Regions from separate parts of the Homo sapiens genome. Here regions 1 and 2 are each linked to region 3. A link is a loop called in an ENCODE intact Hi-C map of the cell type or tissue named here. Cell type or tissue: PC-9. All regions are shown on one strand. Links, peaks and the distances in the headings refer to the core of each region. The heading gives the core; the rest is flanking DNA. Region 1 overlaps RIN2 (Ras and Rab interactor 2). Region 2 overlaps RIN2 (Ras and Rab interactor 2). Region 3 overlaps SLC24A3 (solute carrier family 24 member 3).

Evidence for each region. Peaks named below come from ENCODE experiments on the same cell type or tissue, not always from the same donor. Only the 100,000 strongest peaks of a DNase experiment are listed, where the experiment ranks them.
Region 1: a loop joins it to region 3, with 11 times the contacts of the local background. A loop is called at or near these places in 38 of 110 quality-filtered maps.
Region 2: a loop joins it to region 3, with 6 times the contacts of the local background. A loop is called at or near these places in 7 of 110 quality-filtered maps.

The regions. Positions count from the first base shown.
Region 1 is chr20:19,798,021-19,806,453 of GRCh38, reverse strand. It overlaps RIN2 (Ras and Rab interactor 2), which reads right to left. Exons shown (of 13, transcript NM_018993.4): 2 at 6,707-6,832. Among named protein-coding and RNA genes, the nearest start is that of RIN2, 44 kb to the right of the region's middle. RefSeq lists an enhancer at 3,715-4,009. In PC-9, for the core only: a CTCF peak has its summit at 3,478; a DNase peak (open chromatin) is centred at 3,783; H3K27ac peaks cover 1,109 bases.
Region 2 is chr20:19,973,573-19,982,005 of GRCh38, reverse strand. RIN2 (Ras and Rab interactor 2) reads right to left here. Exons shown (of 13, transcript NM_018993.4): 9 at 6,219-7,352. Among named protein-coding and RNA genes, the nearest start is that of NAA20, 40 kb to the left of the region's middle. RefSeq lists enhancers at 662-1,161, 1,162-1,663. In PC-9, for the core only: no CTCF peak of the experiment used is centred there; DNase peaks (open chromatin) are centred at 5,015, 6,745, 7,495, 7,885 and 2 weaker places; H3K4me3 peaks cover 5,323 bases; H3K27ac peaks cover 5,396 bases.
Region 3 is chr20:19,688,161-19,696,593 of GRCh38, reverse strand. It overlaps SLC24A3 (solute carrier family 24 member 3), which reads right to left. Exons shown (of 17, transcript NM_020689.4): 13 at 3,169-3,335. Among named protein-coding and RNA genes, the nearest start is that of RIN2, 66 kb to the left of the region's middle. In PC-9, for the core only: CTCF peaks have their summits at 3,554, 3,759 (motif pointing left), 7,849 and 8,053 (motif pointing left); DNase peaks (open chromatin) are centred at 3,553 and 7,983; H3K4me3 peaks cover 829 bases; H3K27ac peaks cover 1,503 bases.

The DNA of each region.
Region 1 (8,433 bases), core at 270-8,269, 110 kb before region 3:
TTCATCGTTGCTTTTTAAAAAGTCCATCTCACGCCAGTTAGAATGGCGATCATTAAAAAGTCAGGAAACAACAGATGCTGGAGAGGATGTGGAGAAATAGGAACGCTTTTACACTGTTGGTGGGAGTGTAAACTAGTTCAACCATTGTGGAAAACACTGGGGCGATTCCTCAAGGAACTAGAACTAGAAATACCATTTGACCCAGCAATCCCATTACTGGGTATATACCCAAAGGATTAGAAATCATTCTACCATAAAGACACATGCACACTCACATTTATTGCAGCACTGTTCACAATAGCAAAGACTTGGAACCAACCCAAATGCCTATCAATGATAGACTGGATAAAGAAAATGTGGTGCACATATACACCATAGAATACTATGCAGCCATAAAGAAGGATGAGTTCATGTCCTTTGCAGGGACATGGATGAAGATGGAAACCATCATTCTCAGCAAACTATCACAAGGACAGAAAACCAAACACTGCATGTTCTCACTCATAAGTGGGAGCTGAACAATGAGAACACATAGACACAGGATAGGGGAGCATCACACACTGTGGCCTGTTGGAGGTTGGGGGCTGGGGGAGGGATAGCATTAGGAGAAATTCCTAATGTAGATGACGGGTTGATGGGTGCAGCAAACCACCATGGCACATGTATACCTATGTAACAAACCTTCATGTTCTGCACATGTACCCCAGAACTTAAAGTATAATAATTAAAAAAAAAAAAGTCCTTGTAACTTGGGCCAGGCGCAGTGGCTCATGCCTGTAATCCCAGCACTTTGGGAGGCTAAGGCGGGCAGATCATCTGAGATCAAGAGTTTGAGACCAGCCTGGCCAACGTGGCGAAACCCTGTCTCTACTAAAAATACAAAAATTAGCTGGGTGTGGTGGTGCGTGCCTGTAATCCCAGCTACCTGGGAGGCTGAGGTAGGAGAACTGCTTGAACCCAGGAGGTGGAGGTTGCAGTGAGCCGAGATCGCACCACTGCACTCCAGCCTGGGTGACAGAGTGAGACTTCATCTCAGAAAAAAAATAAGGTCCCTATAACTTCTTTCAGGAATATCCTAACTTCTGAGTCCCATAGTTGGACTATTCGAAGATGAATCCTACACAGTCTGTCGCAGTGATGGTGGGATTGAGCCCTGGTGCCCACAGTGGTAACCTGCTCATGTCACAGACTGTATGGCCTCTTTGCCCTCCGTATGCCACTCCCTACTCCCTCATTGTGCTTCAGGGCATCCCTGCCCATATAAATACCCGCATCCCAATTTTTGACCAAAGCTAAGTCTCATTGTAATAAATAGTAACTAACACTCACTGAACACTTGAATGTGCCAGACGCCATGACACACAGGTAACTTGACTTCTCAGTGCTTCAGTTTTCTCATCTGTAAAATAAGGATAAGAATAGTGCCTACCTAAATAAACTAGAAAATCTAGCAGAAATGGATAAATTACTGGACACAAAGACCCTCCCAAGACTGAACCAGGAAGAAGTTGAATCCCTGAATAGACCAATAACAAGTTCTGAAATTTTGAGGGAGTCATAAATAGCCTACCAACCAAAAACAAAACAAAACAAACAACAACAACAACAGCAAAACAAAACAAAAAAAACCCACATGGATTTACCGCTGAGTTCTACCAGAGGTACAAAGTGGAGCTGGTACCATTTCTTCTGAAACTATTCCAAACAATTGAAAAGGAGGGACTTCTCCCTAACCCATTTTATGAGGCCAGCATAATCCTGATACCAAAACCTGGCAGAGATACAACAAAAAAATAAAACTTCAGGCCAATATCCCTGATGAATATTGATACAAAAATCCTCAATAAAATACTGGCAAACCAAATCCAGCAGCACATCAAAAAGCTTATTCACCACGATCAAGTCAGCTTCAACCCTGGGATGCAAGGCTGGTTTGATATATGCAAATCAATAAAGGTAATTCATCATATAAACAGAACTAAAGATAAAAACCACATGATTATCTCAATAGATGTAGAAAAGGCATCCAATAGAACTCCACATCCCTTTATGTTAAAAACTCTCAATAAACTAGGTATTGATGGAACATACTTCAAAATAATAAGAGCCATTTATGACAAACCTACAGTTAATATCACACTGAATGGACAAAAGCTGGATGCATTCCCCTTGAAAACTAGCACAAGATAAGGATGCCCTCTTTCACCACTCCTATTCAACATAGTATTGGAAGTTCTGGCCAGGGCAGTCAGGCAAGAGAAAGATAAAAAGGGAATTCAAATAGGAAGAGAGGAAGTCAAATTGCCTTTGTTTGCAGATGACATGATCCTATATCTAGAAAACCACATTGTCTCAGCCCAAAAGCCTCTTAAGCTGATAAGCAACTTCAGCAAAGTCTCAGGATGCAAAATCAATGTGGGAAAATCGCAAGCATTGCTATACACCAACAATAGACAAGCAGAGAGCCAAATCATGAATGAACTCCCATTCACAATTGCTATAAAGAGAATAAAATACCTAGGAATACAGCTAACAAGAGAAGTGAAGGGCCTCTTCAAGGAGAACTACAAACCACTGCTCAAGGAAATCAGAGATGACTCAAACAAATGGAAAAACATCCCATGCTCAAGGATAGGAAGAATCAATATTGTGAAAATGGCCATACTGCCCAAAGCAATTTATAGATTCAATGCTATTCCCATTAAACTACCATTGACATTCTTCACAGAATTAAAAAATAACTACTTTAAAATTCACATGGAACCAAAAAAGAGTCTGTACAGGTAAGACAATCTGGAGCAAAAAGAACAAAGATCTGATTTTTAGTTTTGAGTTTTACATTTAAGTCTTTAATCCATCTTGAGTTGATTTTTGTGTAAGGTATAAGGAAGGGGTCCAGTTTCAATTTTCTGCATATGCCTAGCCAGTTTTCCTAGTACCGTTTATTAAATAAGGAATCCTTTCCCCATTGCTTGTTTTTGTCAGGTTTGTCAAAAATCAGATGTTTGTAGATGTGTGGTCTTATTTCTGAGATCTCTATTCTGTTCTTTTGGTCTATGTGTCTGTTTTTGTACCAGTATCATGCTGTTTTGGTTACTGTAGCCTTGTAGTATAGTTTTAACTCAGGTAGTGGATGCCTCCAGCTTTGTTCTTTTTGCACACAACAAGCTTTCAATAAATGCTAGTTATTTTCCAGCAAGACTTGCTTATCCTTATTATTATCAGGCTTCTAAGCTGCATCTGCTAGGGTTGAAAGAACAGGGTAGAATCGAGGAAAATAGACAGGTAAAAGAGAATGAAGAGAAAGGAATACATTTCATCTTCATTAAGTCACTTTACAATTCTCAGCCCACAGATGGCAGTGCTGGCCTTTTTCACTAATCAGTGAGCAGGTAGAACAACAGGAACAATAAAGCATTCTCGGTTAATTGTATTTAGTTAATGAAGTTCTATTGCACTGAGGGCAGGAGAAGCCCGAGAACAAGAGAAGATAAAAGAGGGGTCTAGTGGGAGAGGCTGGTCAGGTTGTGCTCCTTGGAGTATAGGTCTAAGGCATGGACTGTGTCCAAGAGAGGATACATTGTTTCCAACAGGGTCCAGCAGGGGCTGGAAGACTTCGCTCAGGTATGCAGATGACTAGGGCTTGCTCTAGATGGTGCCAGAGCACTCCTTGGTGTACCATGAAATAGGGCACTAAAACCTAGCTTTTGAGGGGGCCTTCAGGACTCAGTCAAGGTGGAGAAGGGGATGGGTCACTCAGTTGGTATTAAAAATTAACCAACCCTAGCGACCCAGGTGAAAGTAGGGACTACCCAAAGGTGGCTGACTGACTGCTTGCCAAGGAATTCTTCAGTGATGTCATCCCTCCAGCCTGCCTTTCTATAACACAGCCTCACTCCAGACCTTTAGTCACACTGTGGCAAGGGGAAGGGAGGGAGGCCAAGCCCCAGGAACTCTAGGTATACTTTTTTTTTTTTTTTTTAAAGAAACTTTTTGTAGAGATAGTGCCCAAGCTGATCTTGAACTCCTGTCCTCAAGCAATCCTCCTGCCTTGGCCTCCCAAAGGGCTGAGATTACAGACATGAGCCACCACACCTGGCCTGGCCATACCTGGTAGGGGCAGCTCTTTCTGCCAAGCATGTAGGTCACCTAAGCACGGGGTGCTCGGGACAGGGCCCAGTGAAGTCACCCGGCCTGCTCCAAATTCCGCCTTGATACTGCCTAACTGGGTGATGTAGGGCAAGTGACCTAACCTCATGAGACTCAGTTTTCCCATCTGTAAAATGAGAATAATAACAATCCCACCTGTATAGGGCTGTCGTGATGATTAAATGTGACAACGGATGATGTGGTCATCAGTTCTCCAATGTTATATATTGGCTTTTCCCCTCTTGAAAATATTTTTTGCTCGGATAACCTAATGAAATATCGTATCTCAGAGTCCTGTGGCAGTTCCTATTATTGTTTATTTTACAACTGCATTTTATTGAAGTTATTTATTTATGAAAGTCAAACACAGGGATGTTTTATCTAACAGGAAGGACAGAGGAAGTGAGAAATCTTTGGCCTCAAAAGACAAACCTACAACATCATGATAAGACTTCAGTATTTATACCTGGAACTATGCACTTCCTTACTCTGTCATCATTATTATCAAGAAAATTCACATCTAATGCTCTTTGGTGTTTATTTAACATGCATTTATTAGGTATCTGCTCAGGTAAGGGTCTTTGCTAGAAGAAAAGAGGTGAAGAATAGGAAAGACAGACCAATCCCGGGCCTTCCCGAAATAAAACTAGGGATAGAGACATTGATCACAGAATCGCATAATGATGCCGGGCGCGGTGGCTCACGCCTGTAATCCCAGCACTTTGGGAGGCCGAGGCGGGCGGATCACGAGGTCAGGAGATTGAGACCATGCTGGCTAACATAGTGAAACCCCATCTCTACTAAAAATACAAAAAAATTAGCCGGGCGTGGTGGTGGGGGCCTGTAGTCCCAGCTACTCGGGAGGCTGAGGCAGGAGAATGGCGTGAACCCGAAAGGCAGAGATTGCAGTGAGCCGACATTGCGCCACTGCACTCCAGCCTGGGTGACAGAGCAAGACTCTGTCTCAAACAAACAAACAAGAACTCCATTTCAAAAAATAATAATAATAAAATAAAATAAAATAAAGAATTACTTGATGATTATTTTACATGATAAGGAAAAGAATATTGTGTAATATGAGCAGATACCACAGGATCTAAATTCATGGAGGGAAGGTAGACAGCTTCCTGAGAGAACTCTACACTTAAGTCAGAAAGGGAGGCACCCAACCAGGGTCCAAATTAAGAAATAGAGCAACAACATATTGTGCAGAAATAGTTCTCTAACATTTTTCTCTCTTATTGCTCTTACTCTGCAAGGGTTTGCTTTCTCTGAGAGCAGTTGTGTCTACAGGGCAGCGAAGGCCCAGCTCCCAGCCCAGAAAGAATGTGTAGTTAGAGCAGTGGTGAACCTCACAAGCTTGAAATCAGGCAGCTCTGGGTTGAAACTCCAGCAACACATTCAATAGTTGTGTGGCCTTAGGTAAGTCAGTTCATCTCATTCAACTTCTGTTTTCTTACTTGTAAACAAGCAAAATGATATTTTACACTTCAAACAGTGTTGCTGTGGGTTTAAATGAAATAGCTGAAAACAACAATGTTTATTTTGCTCATGAATCTGCTATAGGAGCAGGGATCAGCAGGGATGGTTTAGCAGGGACAGCTTATCTCTGCTCGATTTAGCATCAGTGGGGACAGCTCAAAGGCTGGGGGCTGGAGCCAGCCTTCTAAGTCCCATGTCAGTGGGGCTGTCAACTGGAGCACCTACATGTGGCCTCTCTGCAGGGCCTGGCTTCCCAGAAACATGGTGGCTGGGTCTCAAGGACATGTATCCTAAGGGATTTAGAGAGCTACGTGGAAGCCCCGTCACCTTTGCTAATCAAGACTTTGATGTCACTCGACATCACTTTGCCACATTCTTTATGTCAAGGCAGTCACTGTGTCCTGCTCAGATTCAAGGAGAGGGAAAATAGACCTCTCCACTTGATGGAGGAGTAGCAAGGTTTTGGAGGAGCCATGACTGTGACCCATGTTGAAAAATATGATCTGCCATAGTGGCCTATACTGAAATCCCATCAATGCAATTTCCTTTCAATGTGAAGATTTATAATTCTATTATAAAAAAAACTACAAAAAGTGGAGAACAGGAAGCAAGGTGGTGGGAACTGAAGAAAGAGAAGTAGAATCATTACTGCCATGTCCTCTTTCAGTTATTGCCAGGTTCTTTGTACTCGGCAGTGGTGTCATCCCTCAGACGGGGCAACAGCAGTGCCCACCTCGTGGTGGTGTTGTGATAATTGAATGAACTAACCCATTAAAGTGCTTAAAGCTGTGCTTGGCCCATGATGAGTGCTCTGAAAATGTGAATGGTTTCCCTTTATGCTCGTGGGCTCCTAACTTGTCCTGATCTTGATGTGGCCCTGCTGCCAGTGTATCATGGACAGAATCCCTCAGGCAGCTGGAAAACATCCTCCCTGTTGCTCTGTCGGAGCAAAGTCCCTTCCACGACCACATATCACAACTATAGCACATGATATTCCCAATCACACTGATGAGCTTGGAAATGAAGAAAACGCTGGGGTGGCGCACACTGGGTTTATGGTCTCGCTGCTACGTACCCCTTCACGCCAGCATCTCTTCTCCTCTCCCACTGCAGTTCAGCCCAACCTCCCCAGCGTTCTGAAGGGCTTGCACATTTTATCTTTTCCGGTAGATGTTCAGAAGTCCAGATCTCTCGTCTCCATCTACAACACAAAAATTGACCATTCAGGGTTTTGTATGTATATTAAAAACACAATGAACAACCACACAGAGGACTTGCTTCCTAGTCTGGCTCTGGGAGGAGACATTGCGAAATGAGAACACAGTGATGGCCTTTCCTTCCCATTCCTGGTCCTCCACCTCTGGACCAGGAAACCGAGGAGGGAGATTTCTTTACCAGAATGCCCTCTAAATCCCTGTGCCAATGCTCAGATTTTAAAAACTCTAAATGGTCTTTCATGAATGGAACTAATTAACAAGCATCCTGTCTTCCCCACCAGTTAAGTGACAATTCATTTCCTTCCCTTATCCCTTGCATCACATCGCTTCCTACAAAAAGGATCCCGAAATCTTCTAGTCTAGGATTCTGGAGATGGGACTAATCAGAATAAGAAATTCCTATATCTCCAGGCACAGTGACTGGCCTCTATAATCCCAGCACTTTGGAAGGCAGAGGTGGGTGGATCGCTTGGGCTCAGGAGTTTGAGACCAGCCTGGGCAACATGGTGAAATCCCGTCTCTACCAAAAATACAAAAAATTAGCCAGGCATAGCGACACACGCCTATGGTCCCACCTACTGGGGAGGCTGAGGTGGGAGGATTGCTTGAGCCTAGGAGGCCGAAGTTGCAGTTAGCAGAGATTATGCTGCTGCACTTCAGCCTGGGTGACAGAGTGAGACTCCATTTCAAAAAAAAAAAAATTACTATATTATCCTATATTTCATTTTTAACTGTTTGAATCAGTATCCTAGCCTTTTCAAAATTACCTAAGTACATGCATGAATGCAGTCACCTTGCTTGAAAACGCAAATATTAGATCAAAGCTCAAGTTCCCTTTGACCATCACCATTAACTCCTATATTCTTGGCAGAAGTGGGCATTTTTATAATTTAAATTATATCTTTCCAGATTGCTTCTGTGCATTCCAATATCCTATTACACGCACACACACAAACACACATGCACACACGTGCACACACACACGTATATGTGTTTCTTTTCTAAATATGTTTCTCATGTGCTCCACTCTCCTGCTTGTTCTATCCTCAGGATGTCCTATCAAACTCCCAACATCGGTATAAGAAGGTTATCTCATTCTTTTTTTCCCACTGCTTTCCTAATACTTCATAGTCTTGGCTCCTCTGTCAGGCTCTATAACTGGACTCTGACTTTCCCTCCATCTCCTCCCCTGGAAATCTCGCACACAGATGCACACACATCCCTTCCTTCATGCCTGGGTCCATGTTAGCTTTCTGGTGTAGAATATCCTCCCTGTCCCTCTCCTCTTCCTTGAGAAGATTCAGCTCTTGGGCTGGGATGCAACATACTTGGGCTTCAGTCCCAGATGAGTTGCTCAGGTAAATTACTTAACCTGGGTTCTTATATAAAAAAATAGGGTAATTGTAATAGCATTTATTATATTTCAAAGCATTGCTCTAAAGATTAAGTAGAATAGGCCGGGCGTGGTGGCTCACACCTGTAATCCCAGCACTTCGGGAGGCCAAGGCAGGCAGATCACGAGGTCAGGAGATCAAGGCCATCCTGGCTAACACAGTGAAACCCCATCTCTACTGAAAATACAAAA
Region 2 (8,433 bases), core at 354-8,353, 290 kb before region 3:
GTTTAACAGAGAATTCTTCCTTTGGGAGAAGACATGGAATTATGTTTCTTCTCTTTACCCTGCAGAATACAGGTGTGTAACTCTAGCGATGAAATCACCGCCCAGGCATGGGGCAGGCAGGTGTGGGGCACCCTGTCACTCTGCAGGGATGTCCTGTAACCTGGGTTGGTTTTAAGTATTGTTGGCCATGCACACTTTGGCTCATAAATAATAAATACTGAAGGACACGGTATGATTTTAAGGAAGATCCCATTAGCCCAGCAAGGAAAGGGGCCGAAATAAGGATAACAAGCACTGGGGCTTTGATCCACTTCAGTTTCTGCTCATTTTGGTGGGCTTCAAGGAAAGCTAGTCTGCAAAAGTATGGGCTACATCTGTGTGATATTTGATGTAGGGAATCCATCAGCCTGATTTCAGTGTCTTTTAGTAAAAGGCCAGGAAAAATGAAAGCAGGGAAGAAGAGACCAATCTCCCTTATGGAAGAATTCCAAATAATTTATGTAGATCCTCCCGCTTCTGGGAGGTGGAGCTTAATTCTACTCCATCCCTTGAGTGTGGGCAGTGCTAAGTGACTTGCTTCCAAAGAACAGAGTATGGAAAGAAGGGAATCTTTAATTTTACAGGGCAGAAACCTGGCATACATGGCCTGGGTCAGGGGGTTGGGAGAACAATTTCAGTGATGAGTCATGCAGACAGCAGTACCCTCTGGTGTGATGTGCCTTCACCTCTGAGGTCACCTTCCCGCCACATAAAACCAACTGGAAGGCAGCGGTAATTCCCTGCCACCAGAAGTATAGACAAGGCCTGCCAAGGGACCGTGTCAGTCGCGCTTGCATCTTGGCTTGACCTTGCTACGCCTTTGGTTTCTTCATCTATAGAAGTGAGGGCAATAAATGGAGCCTCCCAAGGCATTCGGAGGATTAAAAGGGATTCTTATACATTAAAGTGCTTTGTAAACCACACAGGGCCGCCCACGAGGAGTGATTACCAGTGCTCTCACTTGGCTCTTTTAAAAACAGGGATGCATTTAATTCATACGCTTTGACTCTACAGAGGAGGTGGCTGTGACTTCACCTGGGCCTGGACAATAACTGAGAAGCTCCAAAGTGGATACTGTGTCTGCGAGAAGAGAGTGGGGGCTGTGTCTACACCATTTGTTCCCTGTTGAGAGACTGAGCTAGTGAGACAAGGCTGTGGGTAGGACCTGAGGACCAGGGAGGGCTGCGTCTATGCGGTGCTGGCCTCACAGAGGCAGCCAGTGGGAACCCTCCTTTTGGCTGGAGTGGAGGGGTGGAAAAACATAGGTGTGCCCTAAAGAGCCTGATGCTGCCACACAATTCGTGCAGCATTTTAGGTGTCTTTTGGGTGACATTCCTCAATTCCTACATGAATTCCTCTTTTACCTGGTGAGGTTTCCTGCCTGGGAGGTAGAAAGACTCTAGGAATATGGTCAAAAAATACTCTGGAGCAGACATCTTCGTGTGACTTATTTTGTGATGCCATCCGCCACCCACCTTGTGAGCAAGGTCTTTCCGAATTACTGAGCTAACAGCCCCCTTGTGCAGGCTGTCATGGAGTCAGGGGCTCAGGGTCAGAGAGTCACAACTCCAGGGGTGTCAACCTTGTTTTGGTTGATGTAACATAATTGACCCCATTTTGATGCCCTAAAGTAAAAATTAATCAACAAAAGATGTCCCACAGGGGAAAACCAAGTGCTTCTTGTCGTGGTCTTCTATTTAAATTAATTTTTGGAAATAATATAGGTATCCTTTTGCATACCACAATCTTTCTTCTTTTTCTCTGCCTCTTGTTAACTCTACAAGGACATTTGTTCCTTCAGGCGATAGGGTCACATGTACTAGATCAGAAGTCAGAAGATTCAAGGTTTTAATCTCTGTTTGGCACTAACATGCCTCCCTGGCTACACCTCTCAGAAGAGTTTTTTTTTTTTTTTTTTTTTTGAGATGGAGTTTCACTCTTGTTGCCCAGGCTGGAGTGCAATGGCATGATCTCGGCTTATTGCAACCTCCGCCTCCCGGGTTCAAGTGATTCTCCTGCCTCAGCCTCTGAGTAGCTGGGATTACAGGCATCCACCATCATGCCTGGCTAATTTTTTTGTATTTTTAGTAGAGACTGGGTTTCACCATGTTGGCCAGGCTGGTCTCAAACTCCTGACCTCAGGTGATCCACCCACCTCGGCCTCCTTAAGTGCTGAGATTACAGGTGTGAGCCACTGCACCTGGCCCCAGAATAGCTCTTTATCTTAAAAAATAACCCAGATAACTCAGGGGCTTGAACCAAACTGTGACCTGAAAAATTAAAAACAAGTCACACTAGATATTGAAGCTAGAGCCAGCTTAAATACTCATTTGAAAACAAAAACAAAAACAAAAAAAACCCAGATCTGAACCAGAGTAGTTGTGATTGTTTAACTCCCCGGGAATCATTTCAATCACCTTTTCTATATGCGCTATACTCTCCGGTGTCTAACCACATTTTCCGTATCATTTCTCTATTAACAAACAAAAAACACTCAGATACGTAAATCGAAGTGACCTTTGAAATATGTGGAAATTGACTTTAAGGGTACTTTTTCTTCAAATTGTTAAATTGCTCTTTGGAGAAAACATACATTTTGGTTTGTAGCACTTAAATAAGCACAGTACTGTCTCTTTTCTGCTACTGACTTCTAGGAATATGAATAGTTGGCTCTTTTGTATCACTGCTGATAGTCTGTGGAGAGTATCTGAATGAAATAGAAAATTTAAGATTACTAACATGTTTGGATTTGGACAAATTTTGTTTTTCTTGAAACAAGCCTTGAAAACAGAGGGATTTCCCAAGACTGACATCAAGTCAGAAATAAACATCATTTTACTAAAATGAAAACACTAACCACACCATTGCAACAAGTTCTGCAAAATGAAGATTTCTCTACCAGAAACTTTGGTTGGATATCCCCCATGGGTTGAAAAAGACTAAAGCAAGAGTGGTGGGATGTGAACACCCACCAGTGAGGAACGTGTGTTGAAGCAGGAAGTGATTTCACCCCATCTACATCCTATAGCATGGGTCATCAGTAATGAGCGCAGCACACTGTCCGTGAAGAGGTTGATCCCAATACTTTAAGTAGGGCCCCCAAACTGCACACTTCTTATTAAAGCATTTGTCTGTTCTTCCATGTACCACTCTGGAAGGGTGAGAGTAGGTGATGGCTCTCTGGGAGGGAAGCCCAGTATGTGGCCTGGAATGAATAGAGAGCTGGCACACACAGGAACGAGCCCGTGTCTCTCCAACCAGGAGAGCCAAGCTGGTGCCAGGCAATGAACATGTATTCAGGAACCTCTGCATAGCAGGGCTTTTGGTTGGAAGTGCTCCAAAGGGTAGTCTAAATAGAATGCAAATTCTCCATGAGAGAACATAATCATTTACAGGGGCAGTTTTTCGGTTTTGAGATTGATTCACTGTTTATCATTTGCACTTGTCTAGAAAGTGCTAGAAAGGATAGTGACACCAGCACATGGGCAAAAGGAAAGTGACTGAGAACTATTTGTTTTTCTCATTAGCTTTTCTCTATGTAACTGAAGAACCACCCTCTGAAGAAGACAGATGAGTAGTATCTCCATATACTAAAGGGATACATGTGCATGCATTCACAGGGTCATTTTCACCTAAGAATGACTGCTCTAACATACATGGATTAAACCAGTGTATTATCTCCTCCTACCTTCTTGACTTCAAGTTGTTCCATAAATCTAGGCTTTAAATTAGAATTCTGTCTTCTAGTTCAGAGCTATCTTCTTCAGAAGCTATAGGAAATGAGGATAGAACTAGATTTTTTTTTTTAAAGCAGACATAGACCAGTTTTTAAGCCCACATAGACAAGTGGGCTGGCTAAGTCCATGTTCTGGTCAGAGGCCTAATCTAATAAAGTGCACCTCTATGGGGACTGGCTTTCTAATAGTTAGGGTCGCATCTTTCCTTCCACCTGGACTTGTGATGAGTTTCTCAGGTTGACCTCTGCTCCCACTCACCTTCTTTATTTCAAAAGCCTAGCACTGTCACTATACTTTCAAAACAGAATGCTGTTTCACTGGTGAAGAAACAGGAGGAACTGACTGCTTTTAGTGCAAAAGTTTAAAAAAACCAAACCAAACAAACCCACAGAAAAAGCATGGCAATGCTTGTGGAGGCCATATCCATAACTCAACAGAGAGCTTTAGTCTGAGCTGCCTCAACACAGGGTTGTCCCTGCAGTTACAATTCCCCTGAACTACTGATGAGAAAATAGAAACACAAGCAGCAGCAGCAGAACAGTGAGCTCAGCAAACGTGGGCTTCTGATCCAATGGAAGTTCAAATACCGCACCTGCTAGTTTACTAGAGAGTGTGGCTGTCAGACAAATGGCATGGCCTGGCAGAGCCCTCCTTGCCTTCCTCCAATCCTTAAGGGATGACGATGCCTGTTCACAGGGGTGAGGTGAGGACCCACTGGAATAGCTTGGACAGGCTGCCGGGCTTATACTCGAAGCTCCATAAATCATTTTAAATTAAAGGCTGCATCCTTCTAGAGTAGTGAAATACATAATTTTAGCATGTTTTTTGGAGAAAATGAGTGAGTCCTTGAGTTCTAAGAGCAAGTACCACATCCGAATTTAACTACAAAAGGAGCTGGCTGAAGAGCTTCCCGGGACTAACTTGGGTTGGTTCTTACAGCATCAGCAGGGAGGGAAGGCCAGGCACTGTGGGCTGGTTGGCGCCGCTGGCCACATAGCTCAGGCCTGACATCAGCCCCTGCCTGGCTGCACCCCCCTCTGACCCCAGCCCCTAAGAGGAAGCTTCTCCTGCAGGTTGGGTTTCTGTTAATACTGAGTCAGATATGGTCTCCCTTGAGAGCGGGTCTCTGGTGGGATGGGGAAAAAGGCAGCCTGTGTGGATATTCTGCTGTCTCCTTGATGTCTTTTTCAATTAGAAGGCACCTCACAAGGGCACATTCCTTTAGCCACTCACTCCAGCAACACCCCAGCTTTAACCACGCCCTGATCAACCAGGCCTGGCCTCAGTCAAACCACAAGAAAACAAACAAGGCTTTGATTCCTTTGTGAGAAAATCAAAGAGCTGCTGAAAATCACTTAAACGAGAAAAAAGAGAGGAGAGAGAGAGAGAGACAGAGAAAGAGAAAGAGCCCTCTATCACACACTGTTTACTACTTTCAACAAATGGACCCAATCAGAAAGAAAAAATTGGGGTGTAGCTTCTGAACCGCCTGGAAATGTTTGGTAGCTCCAAAGGCTCCTGCTGCCTGGTGAATAAAGTCTCTGAAATTAACCTTCAAGAGTCAACCTTCTAAAATTAAAAACAACAAACAAACAAACAAAGAACCTTCAACATTCTCACCCTGGAAGAAAAGACTGCTTGCCAAATTCAAATTTGCCTTGGCCAAAGTAACCATTAGCAACTCATCCTTTAAATGAGATTATAAAGAAAGAATTTCCCCTTGAAGTTGGAGAAAACACCTTTCATGTGACCTCCAAACTATGTTACTTATTTTAAAGTTACACAAAACAAACTTGTCTTTTTCAGTTTTTGCTTACTCCCAAGCCGTGCTGCTTACAGAAGTGTATGGGATGAGGAGCCAGCAGGATGGTAACCTTGAGGGAGAACAGGGGGCCCGGGGTCCCTAGATGCTGGTCAGGTTCTGCTTATCCAGGGGTTGGTAGTTGTCCCACAGGTAAGCTTGCGGTGGAAACTCATTCCAATGCATACGTGAGTTTTGTGCTCTCTGAACATATGCTACACCTCAATAAAAAGTTTACTTGCAACCAAGACAGAACAAAATACCCACTGCCTCTCAGAAGATAACAAAACTACCTTTGTATGTATGCACAGCCTGCAGAGAAGCACGCGTCCAGAAACACCCGGCACATGTAACACACACACGTTACCACAGCAGGCGGCAGCTGGACCCACAGAGGACCAAACTCCATCCCTGAACAGAATCACTGTGCAGCTCCAATCTGTCACTCCCGAAGACATTTTTGAGTCTGGCAGTCAGCAGCTACTTTGAGAAACTGATTTTTCCATTCAAACCGGGAGAGAAGGTGGAGCTGGGTGTTGTTTTGAACTTCGGAGTAAACTTCATAAAAAATAACAAACATAGGTTGCACTGCCCGGACAGAGTTACAATAGATTTTATATTTTAAAAAAGAGGGTACTTACCTATTTGGTCTTCAGGGATCAGCGACTCGATGGGGGGGTCCAGCTCCGAGCTCTGAGACAAATAGTTCTTGACCTGGGTCATGAACTGCCGGATGGTCTGCAGCATGTCGGTGCTGGACACGTGGCACTCCTTGTTCTCCTGCAGGAAGCTCACGTAGTCCTGCACTAAGCACCCGAAGTAGGTGCATTTGTCCCGGGAAAGCTCGGCGATCCTGCGGACCATCCGCTTCTCCGGGGTCATGAAGGAGCTGAACACCCCGCTCACCTTCTGCAGCTGGGACTTGACGAGCTTGGGCAGCACGAAGGAGCTGCTCCTTTTCTTTTTGGACTTGATGGGGGGCGCCATGGTCTCTTGGTCACTTTCCCCCTCGTAGTCCTCCAGGCTGCTGTTGGTGTCCGCCTCGTAGCCAAACAGAGGCATGCTCCGGTCGAACTCCAGCGAGTCGGAGGAGGAAGTAGAAATGCTCATGTCGCTCAGCCGCTGCCGGCCTCCATGGCACGGGGGCCGTGATTCAGAGCTGGGCGGCGGGGCCCTTGTGCAATCCCCCGGGGCGGCCTCAGGCGGGGCCCCACCTGGGCTGCCAGCTGTGCCCAGCTCCAGCTCCGGGCCTGCGCCCGGCCGGCCGCCGCTCAAGGTCTTTGCACCGCCCTCTGCTTCCAGAAAAGAAGCCTGCTTCTTCAGCCGGGGTGGAGGGATGGGAGTTGGTTTCGTTCCAGGCAGAGCTACGTTCCCATGTTTGTTATGGTTGACTGTTTCTGGCATGCTCGTCTGGGTTTCAGTCCTGGCCAGCCGAGGGCTTGTGTGGAGACTATTAATAGCGGGTGGCGGGGGCCTGGGTGGGGGGGACCGAGTCCGCTCCGTGCCATTCGCGTTGGGAGTCCTTGTGCTCGGCCGTTTCAGGCCTCCACTGAGGTCCTGGCTGTGCACTTTCAAGAAAAGGGGATTAATAAAGCACAGGGCCCCGTTGGTCTGGCTGCACTCCAGCTCTGAAGGCGTCCTGGTTTTGATAGAATGCACTCCATTTATAAGGCAGAGCTGACGCAGGGAGGCAGGACAGACACCGTCGGAGGAAAGAGGCCTATGGGGAGGTGGAAGGTTCGGGGGTTTGCTGTCAGCTGGGGAGCTCCAGAAATCTGAAAGTCATTATCAGTGAACACAAGAATGTAAATACGGTACACTCAGACCATTCCTTCACAAATTAAAAAAAGCACACTGCATGACAACGCGAGTCTTGCGGGGTGGGGTAGGGGGTGCGTTGTACTCAGGTTTACTGCATTCCTTTACTGGAAAGGGCAGAAAGGCTGCCAGGCCCAGCTGTGGGCTCACAGGAAGGCTCCAGGGGTCTGTCACCTTCAAAGCCCTGGAGAAATGGCTTGGCCAACATAGGATTCCAGCCCTGCCTTTTCACAGGTAAGTTGGAAGAAAAAAAGGAACTGGAATTGCTCCAGTATAAGCTCAAAAAAGGTCACTGGGGCTTCCTGACTTGCTTTACAAAAACTGAACCGACTTACAAAGCAACACCACCCTTTCCCAACAACTTCTCCTGGGATGCCCTCCACAGTGCAGCTGCCAGCCAAGGAATCGGGCCTTGAAGTTCCCCTTTAATGGGCAGGACCAGCAGCTGGGCCTGGGGGATGTTACACAATCTGCCTAGGGTTTTACACATTCAGCATTAAAACCACCAAAGGAGGAAAACTACATTCATGGGTCCCATCAGCAGAAAAACCACAGCAAGCTTAATGTGCAGTGCAGGCCCAACCATTTACCTTTGTGGTTTGGAGTCCCTCCTTCCCAAATCCTATATAACCTCCTCACCATGCTCATAAATATGCAATGCTCTGCGAAGTAGTGCAGATTGCTTATTGATCTGTACTGCCTGTGTCTCCTCTTGCAGATGAGTCTCAGTGTTCCATGTAAGTTGAGGGAGGTAGTGCTGTGATCAGTGGTGCCTGTTATAATTTCCATTTGGGATAGGTTATTCTTTTTTTTTTTTCCCTTGAGACGGAGTCTTGCTCTGTCGCCCAGGCTGGAGTGCAGTGGCACGATCTTGGCTCACTGCAACCACCACCTCCCAGGTTCAAGTGATTCTCCTTCCTCAGCCTCCCGAGTAGCTGGGACTACAGGCGCACACCACCACGCCTGGCTAATTTTGGTATTTTTAGGAGAGACGGGGTTTCACCATGTTTACCAGGCTGGTCTCCAACTCCTGAACTC
Region 3 (8,433 bases), core at 141-8,140:
GGACCCAAACTTTCCAACAAAACATTGGCCTTTTCACTTGTTCTCTTCCGGTGAGGCGGGTGGTTTGAGAAGAGAAAATAGAATTTCTGGGAAAAAGGCAATATTGGGACAGAATATTTGAACTACGGGTGGCCCTGAGGCATCCAGAATGGATGGATGCTTTGCTTGGAATTTGAGCGTCCATGTCAGGGAGGATGCACAATGGGAATTTAGAAGAACTGCAAAGGGGCTGGATTTGACAGTATCCATACTTGTTAGAAAAGGCATAACTCTAAGGTTGGGCACGGTGGCTCAGGCCTGTAATCCTATCACTCTGGGAGGCCAAGTTGAGAGGATTGCTTAAGTTCAAAAGTTCTAGACCAGCGTGAGCAACATAGTGAGACCTTGTCTCCACAAAAAATTTTAAAAATTAGCTGGGCATGGTGGTGTATGTCTGTGGTCCCAGCTCCTTGAGAGGCTGAGGCAGGAGGATGGCTTGAGCCCAGGAGGTTCAGGCTGCGATGAGCTGTGATAGTGCCATTGTACTCCAGCCTCGGCAACACAGTGAGACCCTGTCTCACAAAAAAAAAAAAAAAAAAGAAAAGGAAAAAAAGGGGAAAGCCATAACTAGCATTTCCTTTTCTCTATTCCTTGAAGCTTGGTAGCAATTTGCTGTCCTTGTCAACATCTTCTTCACTATAATAGCTTCTGGGGACCATCATCTTAAGTGAAACAGCTCAGACACAGAAAGTCAAACTCCACATGTTCTCACTCATAAGTGGGTGCTACGTAATGTGTACACTTGGACATGGGGTGTGGAATGATAGGCAATGGAGTCTTGGAAGGATTGGGGGCAGAAATGTTGTGTTTCTACATCTCAATTTCCTCCCTGGAGACTGAAAAACAGGAAGGCCAGAGGCCACCTCAGTTTAAATTCAGCACGGAATGAAGTGGGGTGGGTGACGAGAAATTACTTAATGGGTACGATGAACATTATTTCAGTCATGGATACACTAAAGTCAGGACTTCGTCACTTCCATCACACAATATATCCATGTAACAAATTTACTTGTACCGCTTAAATTTATGCAAATATAGAAAAAGCAAATGCAAGCATGCTTAAAAAAACAAAAGCAGTTGATGAGGCAGATGATGAGGGAGCTGGTGGCAAAAAAAGAGGTAAGTGGAAAAAGAGACACATTCCCTGCATGTGGGCCCAAGGAGAAGATAACTCACAAGAGTTGAAACTGTCAGGTCATTTTAGGATGCCACTGGATCTCCCTCACTTGCCATAAAATTACAGGAAATGCAAAGCACATGTTGTAAGGAGCACATTCTTCTCACAGTTCCTCCTGGGCCAGCCCTTGAGAGACACCTACACCCGGAACCCTGACTTCACTCCAAAGGCCACAATCGCTCCTTCCCTGTTCAAAGATTGGGGGGATGTGAGTGAAATCCATAGAGATGCTTGCCTTGCCTCCTTTCAGACAGAGAATGCAGCTCATTTCTGTTCAGTACTGAGCAGAACTGAACAGAATTTAACCTGGGGTGGCCACAGGGCTTTCTGACTTCCGGTCTCCAGGGAGGAAAGTGAGCTGCAGAAACACACGCTGTTTCTATTTTGTCGCTCTGGATCAAATGGAGCTACCAGCGTCCTGGCCAAACCTTGTTTTTCCTTTTTAACCCTCAGCTCAGTCCCTGTAGGAACCTGGTTTGGCTCAGCCAGTCTTGGCCTCTGGTTCATCATTTTCATGATCATGTTTGTGGCTGGGTCTGGAGTTCAGGGGAGCAGACTGCTCAGGTGGCTGGGACCAGGTCTCCGGCTTCTCCTAGTTTTCTCCCTACTCCTGGGCATTGATTGGGACTTATTAGAACCTCCACTGGAGGAAAAGGAAGCAAACAGAAGGAAGTTGAACCTCAGATGAGTCAGGTCAGTTAGCCCGCTGGTTAGGGGGCTGCACAGAAAATCATGTAGCACCTTAAGGTCAGGGACAGCCAACACTGTCCCCCAAATCCAGATAGGAGGTGGCTCTTGGTGCATATGTCAGATGAAAACATTAGTGAATGCAGGATGAGGGAGAAACCCCTGGCTATAAAACTTGGGTTTTAAAAAAATGTTTGTGATATTGAGGAAAGAGATGATTATGAATTAGTTGTGTCAGGTTTACAAATTTGCAACCCATGTAGCAAAATTTTTCTGGGTATTTTTGTTCTTACCAAAATATCTTTTTCATAACCTTCTTTTTAGCTCTTGAGTTTAATTCTCCAGAATTTATATTACATTTCTATCCAACACTCAAGGCAAGATTAATTTGGATTTGCATCATTTTGCCATGCTTTTTAATTTCTGTCCAATCCTAATGATTTGGAATTTCTCCCCAGTTAAAAAGTATAGCCATAAATGGGTAATGCATTCTGGAAGGCTGGGTTTCCTAAAATGGCTTTGTTAAGGTCAAAGCCACTGAATCGATGTCAATCAACTAATATCAGTCAATGTCAATCAACCAATGTGAATCACTGAGTCATTATTTTAGCCTCAGAAGGGACCCTTGAGTGATCACCTCATACAATGCCTCATTGTCTGGCTGAAGAAACTAAGATGCCGATAGGGATTGATCATCATTTCCCAATTCTTTGTGCCTTTCCTCCATGTCCTTTGCCCTGTGACATGGCTGTTCTTCCCACTGGAGCAGGTGGAGTACACTTCCCCCATGCCATTGATGTGGGGCTTGGCCAGTAAAATGTGTGTGGACGTGATGGTAAGTCAGGGCCAGGCGAAGATCCTGGAGGCATTTCGTGTTTCCACGTACTCTCTTGCATTCTAATGATGCACTGTGAGAAGAGCATACCCCAGGTAGCTAGCCTCTGGTACAAAGAAAATGAGCAGACACGTGGAGTAGACATGGACCCCACCTGCTGCCTGAATCAAACATGACCACCCTGAAGCCTGAAGCAGAGCTGCATAGCAGGTCCCAGCTAAGATTAATGAATCCACAGTCAACATGAAGACGTGTGAGCAGGAGAATCGATGCCTGCAATTCTAAACTACTAAGTTTAGGAGTGGTTCGTTGTGCAGCTTATTGTAGCAATAGCTGACTAGTACAGTTATCGGCTGAAACCCTGACTCTTATTCCCTTCTTTATTCTCTAAAGAGATTTAACAGTGCCATGGGGTCCCGATTGCACTCACCATCCACACCATCATGTAGGAGAAGGCTGCGATCCACAGCGTGGAGGAAGCAAACGTCACCATGAACCATTTCTCCCAGCGCGGCTTGTTGCAGTTGGGTACAGTGAAGTATAAGACGAAACTCAGCGGCCAGGTGAACGCCCATTTCACTGTTTCCAGTTTACCCGCTGGAAAAATGAAAAAGGCCAAAAAGAAATAAAAAAAAAATAACAAAGAACCCCAGTTAGCTTTATTTCTTTGCTCTGCCAAGTGTCTGTACTGCTTTCCCCAGAATTAAACCTTATTATATTGCTCTTTTTCTAAAACATTCAAATGACTTTCCATCACCAACGAAACCTGACATGCAACACCAAACAGAATTAAAAAAAAAATTACCCACTGCCCACCTGCTGATTAGGTCTCCGAAATGAGAGGGTGAATCACTTCTTAGTAATACCAGGCTAGGGGGATGGTTTGGCAGATGGCCAGGTGGGAAAAGAGAGGAGGATACTCAGGTCAAAAAAGAGGTGGAATGTGTGTAGGTGCAGGGGGTCGAAATGGGGGTGGGGAGCTAGGAAGACCTCCAGTGGGCTTCTGTTTTCCACGTTTTCGCCCGATAATAAAGCGTCAGCGGACGCAGCGCCACCTGGTGGAATTTCTCAGCATCGTCGGTCAGCGCGCCGGAATCTTCAAAGAGGATTTGAAGGCTCTCCCTAGACCTGTATTACTAACCTGATTAACTGCTAATTCACCTCTAGAAATAAATATGCATACATATTTCCATGTATTCCTCAATGCAATCCAGATACACAGTGCCTCTACCTTCCAGAAAGTTTGCTGTGCCTCTTTCTAGTCAAACCCTCACCCTCTACCACCATAGATATTGTTTTTACTGTTCTCCAACTTCAAATAAAACCATATAGGATGTTTTCGTGCCTTCCTTCTTCTTTTCAACATAATGTGATTGAGATTCATTCATGTTGCGTGATCCATTCCTTTTAATTGCTGTGTAGTATTCCCTCCTATGAATGTGCTACGATTTGTTATCCATATGGCGGTGGGTGAGCATTTGTTTGTTGCCAGTTTGAGGGTATTACAAGCCAGGTGACTATGAACATTGTTGTACAAGTCTTTTTGTGGTCATGTTTCATCTCTCTTGGACGAAGACCCAGGAAAATTGCTGAGTCATAAGGTGGGTATTTATTTAACTTTATAAGAAACTGCCAGTTTTCCAAAATGATTGAACCATTTTATATTCCCACCAGAGTTAAGGAGGAATTTTTATATTATAACATTTGAACAGTAATTAAATGTTTAATAAAATGTATTTTATAATTTTAGACCAGTATCCAGTATTTGTTTCATATATCCTACCAATCTCCAAATAGTTTCTTAAAACTGCATAGATAGAAAAAGTATCTAACATTATTTCTGGCACCCTCTGGCCTCTCTTAAAGGGCCGAGGCACAGTGTCTATGGGAGGCAGAGGGGTTTCTCATTAGATGGTGCTGGGCTCCGGTCCCTGCTCTGTGGCTTATGAGTTGAAAGACTCAGTTAATTAAACTCTCTACACCTCAGTTTCTTCATCTGTGAAAATGTGTATACAGCAGCACCGAGCTCACAGAGTTGCTGGGAGAATTAAATGAGATGATATTAGGATGAGGGCTGGGACAACATGAGCTCACAAGTCGTTCCTGTCAAAATCCTGGGAGTCATTCTTGATCTTTCCCTTTCTTTTATCCCCCACAGCCAACCCTGGCAACCTGACAGGACATTCCCACCATCTCATCATCCCCACAGCCTCCGCTGGGGCCAGGTTCACCAAGGCCTGGCTGACAACCTGGCTTCCTACGGGGACTACTGCTCCAATGCCTATCCTACCTCCATCTGTTTGCTACCAGTAGCCAGAGGAAAGAGTCTCAAAAACCAAATTGTTCTAGAACCTTCCACTGGCCTCCACTGCCCTTAGAGTAAAATCAGGTCTCCCCACCATGGTCTGTAAGGCACTGCCTGATTTTGCCGCACCTGCCACTCTCCCTGCTCACATACTCCCTGGTCTTGGCTAACTTTCTGTCCTCAGACACTCCAAGCCTTTTCCTGCCTCAAGGACTTTGCCCTCGCAGGTCTTCTGCCTGGATCTTCTCATGGCAGAATCTGCCCTGTCACGCAGGCCACTTCACTGCTCGAATGTCACTGAGCCCTCAGATAAATCTAAATATAACTCTCATCATCTCACTCCAGCTTTTCTATTTGTTTCATAGCAAATATTTTTATTTGTTTCATGCGAATATTTCCTGTCTTAAACCATCAGGGTTGTTTCTTAATTTATTTTCAGTCTCCCTCAAATTAGAATAAAGTCTATGAGAACAGGGGTCTTCTCACTTGTTTAGCACCTGATTGAAAGGCAGGGATAGTGCAGGGCTTATATTGCATTTTCAGTAAATATCAGTAACAGTAGTAGTAATAATGTTATTATGAACAATCTAATCAGACAGACCAAAGAAAATTACTTGGTTTTGAGAATCTAAGGCTATCCAATTTACAAGTACAGAGTAAAGCAAACAAACAAAAAAAATAGTAAGAAAAGAGAAGTGTTTTCCTATTAGCTGCTATGAGTCTTGTTAGATTTAAGCTTTGGAGATGGTCAAGTGAATGATGAGAACATAGAGACTGTGCTTGCTTTGTAAATCAAGAAGCCTGGCTGAGAGTTGTTTGGAGAGGGGCTTCCAGATGCTGCAGAATCCAGGATATGGCCAGCTCTTTGGATCCCAAATGCATCCTGGAATTTGGCACATTCCTAAATCCCGCAATGTGCTGATAAGGCATTTACCCATGTGGAACCTCCTAGAATCCCCTCAACGGCCTTCCATATGGCTGATGCCCTCAAACGGACAGAGTAACTCGGTTTAGTTTAAAATACACACCCAATCAAAGATTACGAAGAAACACAGGAAGAGGAAGAGAAATGATCCCAACTTGGCTCTTTCACATTCTTCAGAAAATAAAAAAAAAGAGGGAAGAAAAAAATGAAGTCAGAATTTACGAGTGCAAGAGCTTGGAAAATGATATTGATTAGACAAAGTTGTAAGAAGTGTAAGTTAGTGCCAGTGAATTTTGAGTTTTTATCAACTGCTTTAAAAATTTCTGACTGGACACTGGGAGGGCATTATATCTGGAAAACATCATTTTCAATGACATATATGCTTTCTTTAAGTTATTGCCCCTTTGTAACAACAGAACCTTAAAAGCAGAAATTCAATGAGCATTATCTGAATCATATATTTAAATGTAATGCAGCAAATATAACAAATATAAAGGTGTTTTTTAAAAATGATTTTGAGGAACAAAGGCAGTCAAATAAAGATCACCCACATTTTAGCTGGTCTTAATTTTCCTTTTTTTTTTTTTTTTTTTTTGAGACAGAGTCTCACTCTTTTGTCCAGGCTGGAGTGCAGTGGTGCAATCTCAGCTCACTGCAACCTTTGCCTCCCAGGTTCAAGTGATTCTCCTGCCTCAGCCTCCTGAGTAGCTAGGATTACAGGCGTGTGCCACCATGCCTGGCTAACTTTTGTATTTTTAGTAGAGATGGGGTTTTGCCATGTTGGCCAGGCTGGTCTCCAACTCCTGAACTCAGGTGATCCGCATCCTCCCTTTGCATCCCAAAGTTCTGGGATTACAGGCATGAGCCACCACGCCCAGCCCTTAATTTCCATTTCTGAATAAAGGGTTTAAAAAGGTTTCCTTTCCTCTTTGAGTCAACAACATTTCTGGACATTTTTCCATCTTCTGCTCTATTACCATTGGGTCAAAATAGAGCAACAAGGGGGATAGGTTTATTCTTCATTCATTCATTTAATAAATATCTGTGAATGTCCTCTATGCCATTTTGTGCCAGGCACTGCTGCAGGTCCTGGGGGTACAGCAATGAATTAAGAGAAAAAACTTCCCTGACCATGGACCTGATGTGTTGGTGATTACCTGATTTCACAAAAGTCAGCCAGCAACTGAGAGCTGAAGCCAGGGGCCGGAGCTGGCCCGTAAGCATGATAGTATCCCTTTGAGTTGGACTTGGCTTTAACAAGCAAAAGGATTTGTTTCTAAATTATGTTCCTCAGTCAGCTTTGAAGAAAGCTGAATTCTATCAAAGAGAGAAAAAGTTATTGCACAGTATTTTAGACCTAGACCTAAACATATACATTTGTTCCGATAATATCGGCAATAAAAATGTACACTGTTTTAAAGTAAAAAATACAGAAAAAACATAATTTTGCTTTGGAAAAACCTACTTATATTTTGGTGTATTTCCTTCTAGTTTTTCTTTCCCATGGAAATGTGTTTACCTACATACACATGAAAAGGTTTCTTTTGCTGTCTGTCAACAATAAGGCTTTCTTCACCCAAGAGATAACAATAGCTGCACGTTTATATGTATGTATGTGCATATACCAAGTGTAGATGTATATGTGTATATTGTGTGTATATAACCTATAATATAGTATATACATATATAAACATAAATATGTTAATATCTGCACATATATTATACATGCATACAATATATTAAGTGTACACAGTATACATGTGCATGTTAACACTATGTTATATCAATCTTAAATTGCACACTGTACATATATGTACATATATGAACTCACAACAGTATTCACATACTCCTAAATAATTACTTTCTTGGTAATCATCATACCCATTATAGTCAAGTCCTGAGAGAAGAAAGCACTGTGGCTGGGTGCCAGAAACAGGGTACTCATGCCTTGCAGAATGACTATGAGAGAGAAAAATGTCCTCATCATGTGGACGGATCTTTTTCAGTCCACAGGAACTTGACTTGATAGGAACCCATCTGGGGCTCCCAGAACTGACTCCCTGGCTTCTCAATGCCCTCTGCTGGCCGGAAGCACCCGACAGGCTTCTCACCCATAAGCAGAGGCCTGCCTGCCCCAGGAAGCGGGCCTGGCTGGACATTCAGTCCCCTTGCCTTAAAATGGAGTTCCTAATTCTGGGCCTGGGATTCCTTAGCAGCTGGTGGAGGGGAAGAGACAGTTGTAACTGGGGGAGCCCACTCTTTTCAAAGGCAGACCCGGGCTCTGAATCAGGCTTTCCCGCATCTTAGAAGAACTGGGAAGATTGCTGAGTGCCTCTAGGTCTCTAGCCTCTCCGTGCTCCAAGTGTGGCACACAGACCAGCAGCGTCAGTGTCACAGGATGGGGGGCAGCCGGTTCTTGATTAGCAATGCAGACTCGGGCCTCACCCTAGACCTCCTGAATCAGA